Regions from separate parts of the Homo sapiens genome. Here region 1 is linked to region 2. Evidence: read pairs that join two places in POLR2A ChIA-PET (ENCODE). Cell type or tissue: IMR-90. All regions are shown on one strand. Links, peaks and the distances in the headings refer to the core of each region. The heading gives the core; the rest is flanking DNA. Region 1 overlaps FUT4 (fucosyltransferase 4). Region 2 has its middle 15 kb from the start of CWC15.

Region 1 (2,918 bases), core at 415-2,914, 410 kb after region 2:
ATGGAACAGAGATTTTTAAAACATGTACTTAACATATGAGAACCAGAAAAATCATAGGGTAAGGGCAGGTGTTCCTAGTTGCTAGGAGAACAAAATCCCTATAGAGATTAATCATTTTGAAGGTGATGCTTAATAATAACACTTATTTTTAACTGCAGTATTAGTGAAAACCATCAGGTGCCTAAAGTGCTGAGACTGGAGCCTGCAGCACTTATATTTCCCAGAAATAACATTAAGATGACTTAGTTTTTGATGAAGGACATTCATTCCTGAAATGCAATCCTCTGACAACTCTGAGGCTCCTACTGACAGTTATTTAAATTATTTGGTTCTACATTTGATCTAACATATATATCATGTGTTGGGATTATTTCTCAACACGACTGTTTCCCTGACAAGGCATACGCTTGTCCAACAGACTATTTTGAGTGCAGGGTCCCTGCTTTAATTTTATTTACATCCCGAAGTCCTAGCACAGTGCCTGCACATAGAAGCCACTCGAAAAATGTTGGTTAAAAGTTGCTGATTTTAGTCCCATTTCTTCCCCTTTTAAAAATAATTCAGATTAAGATGCTTAGCACTCATGGTCTCATAGGGCATTTTTTTTTTAGTATATTAGGTGAGATTCAGTAATTTTTTTTTGGGATAGGATCTCTTTGTCTCCAGGCTGGAGTGCAGTGGCGCGATCTTGGCTCACTGTAGCCTTGACCTTCTAAGTTCAAGCGATCCTCCTGCCTCAGCCCCTTAAGTCATTGGGACTACAGGTGCGCGCTACCATGCCCAGCTAACTTTTGCATTTTCTGTAGTAACAGGGTTTCTCTGTGTTGCCCAGGCTGGTCTTGAACTCTTGAGTTCAAGGGACCCGACCACCTTGGCCTCCCAAAGTGCTGTGATTACAGGCATGAGCCACTGCACTCAGCTTCAGTAAGTTTTTAAAACATTCATTTGAAGATCTGAAAATAAATCCATCATAAAAATCCAATTCTTTAAAACTTACTTGAAATAGCTTTTTTTTTTTTTTTTTTTTTTTTTGAGATGGAGTCTTGCTCTGTCGCCAGGCTGGAGTACTGTGGCATGATCTCAGCTCACTGCAACCTCCAAATCCCTGGTTCAAGCAATTCTCCTGCCTCAGCCTCCCGAGTAGCTGGGACTACAGGAACCCACCACCACGTCCGGCTAATTTTTTGTATTTTTAGTACAGACGGGGTTTCACTGTGTTAGCCAGGATGGTCTCCATCTCCTGACCTCATGATCTGCCCACCTCAGCCTCCCAAAGTGCTGGGATTACAGGCGTGAGCTACCGCACCTGGCCTTCTATTCTTTAAAACAGTAAATTGGTGATTATGACAACATAACAAAATATACTTCTTTAAAAGTGAATATTGAGTACAGATGAAATATGCTGTCTAGAAATGAAAAAGTGGCCATGAATGCGAATTTTCCAAGATGAAGAAAAGGACCATTCATTCAAGTTCAAGAATCTGTTGTCATGAATCAAGGGACAGTTCTATATTTCTGCTAAAATGTTAGGTGATTTCTTGTTAAGTTTCTGACTTTCCCTGTCAGTGAGTTCAGACTTCTTGATTTGACTCCCCATTTGCTGACAGATGCTGCGTTTCAAGCTGGAGCAAAGGTTTCTTTTCAGCATTGTGGCAGAGAATGGTAGATTTTAACCTATTTCCTCATTCTTGCCGCATATGTTCCTCCTTTGTCCTGCCACTCTTGCCGTTTAACACTTATCTTTCCTCTACTTTTCTCATGTTTCCTAGCCTCTGCCTTTCTTCTATCTGATCGTCTCTTCACTTTGTACTTTTATCCCCACCCCCATCTTTCTTTTCCTCTTCACTCCCCATCTATATTCACCACCTGCTCTATTTTACAATGCACTTTTCTTTTTACTCATTCATTATTGAATCCTTTTTTCTTGCCAATCCTGCTCCTATCTTCAGCTGGCCATCATAATTTTTCAAAGTCTGTGCTTAAATGAACATGTCAGAGTGTGTGTGTGTGCATGCATGTGTGTGTGCGTGCGTGCGTGTGTGTGGTGTTGGAGGAGGGCAGGTAGGAAAGAAGAGACAATAGTTAGTGTTTATTACCACTTCGTATTTTCCTATTTCAATAATTTAAGCATCGGCTGTTAAGAAGAAAGCTTGCCTCCCCTTCTCTCTGCCCATCATCATGTTCCCAGTTCTGATCCTACTCTTTTTAAAATGGCATTTAATTTAGTGAACAGGAGCTAGAGACAATACATGGAGGGCATCACATCAGAGCACTCAGGAAAATAAACTGGACTGAGAGAAAGGAGTATACTACTTATGCCCTTGGAGATGATTCCTCAGAATAAAGTGGAAAAGACAGGCAAGAAAGAACAAGAGGACAGGCTGAATTGGACTTTGTGCAACACAGAAGAGGCAAAGCCATCACATTCCAATTACCAATCTAGAACTAGTGAACTTACAGAAACTGCCCCAAGCCAAGAAATATCCCATGGGTGACGACTGAACACATTAGTGCATGGAGGATATACATTATAAACAGAGTCATTTTCCATCTCATTATTTTAATCATTTTGTCAAAAAATCTGAACATGTGTACATAAATACTTGATTTGTTAAAAGAATGTGTAGCATAGAAATCCCTGAGACACATTCAAAAATGACTTGACATCTTGACATGTATTCAATGCAAGTATTCACCAAACTAAATACCAAGGACTTGGCTCCTTTCCCTGATATTTGAGGCATATAAAGCTTTAAAAATATATATAATATACTATATATATAATTTACATCTTTAAAGTTAAATTATATTTTCTTTCTCTGATTCCTGGTTTTCTGCCAGTTTACTGCTCCTGCATATTGTCAGTTCCAGACTGTAAGGAAGCCACATTGGAAAGCAGATAAGCACTTTCAACCTTA
Region 2 (2,918 bases), core at 238-2,737:
GCCACTTGACAGCCTTATGGCCTTAACAAATTATTTAAATCTCTAAGCCTGTTTCCTCCTTTGTACAGTGACAATAACAACACTTCCCCCAAAAAGCTGAAGATTAGAGGTGATACAAGTACCTAGTTTATAGAATTGTTGGGCGCTCTTGGAGGGTGGGGGTGATTATTCCTTTGTCTTCCTCACCCAAATTTCCAATCATCTAAAACAGAGGAAAAGTATTAACTGAGGATCCAAATCAGCATCCTGGCTCCAGTGCAGTTGCTCAGGCCCCACACTCAGGAGGAGCCCACCTTCAGGGTATAATGCTCAGCCGTTGCTGTCTTAAAATTGTTCATAATTTTATCTTTGAATGTGTGTTTTGTAATAAAATGTTATGGAACAGTGGAGCATGTGTCAGGGCTTGGAGGCTTGGGTCACATGAGGTCCCTGCCTCCTGGACTCCCCAGGACAGGTTCTCTACTGCCTACTTCTGGTGCAGGCATGGGCACAGGCTTGGGGAGGGGCAGGTACCCATACAGGCAGGGTGGAAAAGCTGCAACTTAAAGAGCAGAGGCCTGGGGAGTCCTGCCAGGATCAGGTCCTGCTGGGTCAGTTTCCTGCTGGATACCGGAAGCACAGGCACCAGTGGGCAGGGGAGGGCTTGTCCTGTCTTTAGGGCACCTTCTTAGAAATAGGGCAATCAGGCCGGACGCGGTGGCTCATGCCTGTAATCCCAGCACTTTGGGAGGCTGAGGTGGGCAGATCATGAGGTCAGGAGTTCGAGATCAGCCTGGTCAACATGGTGAAACCCCGTCTCTACTAAAAGTACAAAAAAAAAAAGAAAGAAAAGAAATAGGACTAATTAAATTAAGCCACTCATGTTGGGAGAGGAGACAGGTAGAGCTTTGGAAGGGTGGGATATTGGCCAAGGTCAAGCATGGAAAAAATGGGATCCACCTCGGAGTCATCTTTTAGTAAATGCTTGGTGTCATTTTATTTGTGGTGCTGTTGTTATTTGTGGTGATGTTGTAGATGTGTCACCAGCATCTTTCCTAAATTACACTCCCACAGAGCCTCCACATACATCTATGTTCCTGAAATCTTTATGCAGGGCCCTTTTAGGAGTTTTGTATTTTTTAAAATGTCCTGTTCTCTCTCACCTGACCTAGCTCTCAGAGGCACTTTAGGAGGTGAGAGGAGAAGGAAGAAACCTGTTGTGTTCACACTCCTGAGAGAGGCGTCTGCCAGGTTTCCTCTCTAGGGTGGTCTCAAACAGCCTCCCTTTTCAGAAAGAGGCAGAGAAATGGCTCCTAAAAGTCCTAGACTAATTGGAAGCAGCTTTCTGGGAGCTCAGCCATCTCTGTATGTGCTGGAGCCCAAGAAAGGGGGAAAGAGGGGTGGGGGCTTAAATAATATTTTGACTTTTTCAGAGAAGAGAATTCTAATGCATCTTGAGATTTCCTCTGCACTCACACCTTCAAAGTCTAACTCTTGGTCTCAGAGGCCTATTTCCAGAGAGTATTTTCAGTAAGAACTGGGAGGTGAGTCACTCTCTTGAAGAGTTTACTTCAAACAAGTCACAAGGGAGGAAGAAGCTGCTAACGAGAAGAAAACTGGGATAGCAGACATGGCAAAGCTTGCAGAGCATCCAAGCATGTTCCCTGTGGCAGCAGGCCCCACAGATGCCCCAGTTCCTGAGCTGGCTTTGTGCCTCCTGCTAGGCCACCCTGACCCCACCATCCCTGTAATAAACAATAACCATTTAGGAAATATAATGGACAGACAATCCCATTCATGATAGCTACAGAGAATGTAAAATGCATAGGCATAAACTGAAGACGAAATGTACAGGACCTCTTTGAAGAAAATGCCAGTACTCTCTTGTGGGGCATTAAATAAGACTTTAATAAATGTGGAGGAATACATATGTCTGGATGAGAAGACTCAGTGGTATAAAGATACCAGTTCTCTATCCAAAAGAAATTACGAAATGGGTTGGGATATTTTTTAACCCATGTAATTGGTGTTTTGACCAAATTCTTTTAGAATTTTTCATTAGAATAAATTTGTAAGAACATCCAGAAAAAAAAAATCTTGCAAGCAAGAATAATGAGAGGGGTTTTCTCTACCAATTTTTAAATGCATTATAAATGTACAAAAATTAGTGTGGTTCTGTCCCCAGAATAAAGAGATGAAGGAAAAATGGACCATAATAAAAGGTCAGATACTAGCACAGCTACAAAATAATTTAGTACATAGGAAAAAAAATTCTAAAAGGAGAAGAAATAAGAAAAACAATGGAAAAGAGAATGAACTATTTAGTAAATAGTGTCAGGAAAATTTACCAACAATTTGCTAGAAAATAGGTTGCTACTGTCAAGCACAAGGCCAAGCAAGGCTGATAGATTCAGTGAATAAGGAAACAACAAAATCCTTTTAGATTTAGATCGTTGGGTACTGTCAGACTCAGAAGAAAGTAGCCAAAGGTGCTAGTCCCTGTGACCCTGGTGTAGGGCAACACAGAAACAAAAGAGACCAAGTGACAGTGACTTAATGATTGGACACCCTAGTGTGACACTGCAGCTAACGTTTTATAGCTTCCAGGTGTACCCTAAGGGTGGTGAGGAAGAACACCTCCTACCTCGCCAGAACCAGGAGATGAGAAACAAGTAAGGAATGCCCCTTGCGGCAGCTCCTCCTAAGCATCCTATGTTCTTAGGGTCCAGGAGAGATACAAAGTGTTCTGCCAAGATTCAGACCAGCTGTAGGTCACATCTTGCCTATGCCGCCTGTAGAGATGGCTATGAAGTCATGGGTGCCAGCACAGGGCTGTTCTCCTACTGCTACCTCACAAGTTCTCTAGGATAAGTTGCATGTGGTCTAAAAAATTTGAAGGAAAAAAACTGTACTGGAGAAAAAATAGGTAAATATGTGTT

What was found. ChIA-PET counts read pairs that join two places held together with the same protein. Peaks named below come from ENCODE experiments on the same cell type or tissue, not always from the same donor. Only the 100,000 strongest peaks of a DNase experiment are listed, where the experiment ranks them.
Region 1: POLR2A ChIA-PET joins it to region 2 with 8 read pairs; 3 of 35 experiments call an interaction of 5 or more read pairs at or near these places.

Annotation. Positions count from the first base shown.
Region 1 is chr11:94,549,521-94,552,438 of GRCh38, reverse strand. FUT4 (fucosyltransferase 4) reads right to left here. Exons shown (of 1, transcript NM_002033.4): 1 at 2,544-2,918. All of the region lies in intron 4 of PIWIL4-AS1 (PIWIL4 antisense RNA 1), which reads left to right. Among named protein-coding and RNA genes, the nearest start is that of FUT4, 7.1 kb to the right of the region's middle. In IMR-90, for the core only: no CTCF peak of the experiment used is centred there; no DNase peak of the experiment used is centred there.
Region 2 is chr11:94,956,937-94,959,854 of GRCh38, reverse strand. No RefSeq gene overlaps it. Among named protein-coding and RNA genes, the nearest start is that of CWC15, 15 kb to the left of the region's middle. In IMR-90, for the core only: no CTCF peak of the experiment used is centred there; a DNase peak (open chromatin) is centred at 1,534; H3K27ac peaks cover 678 bases.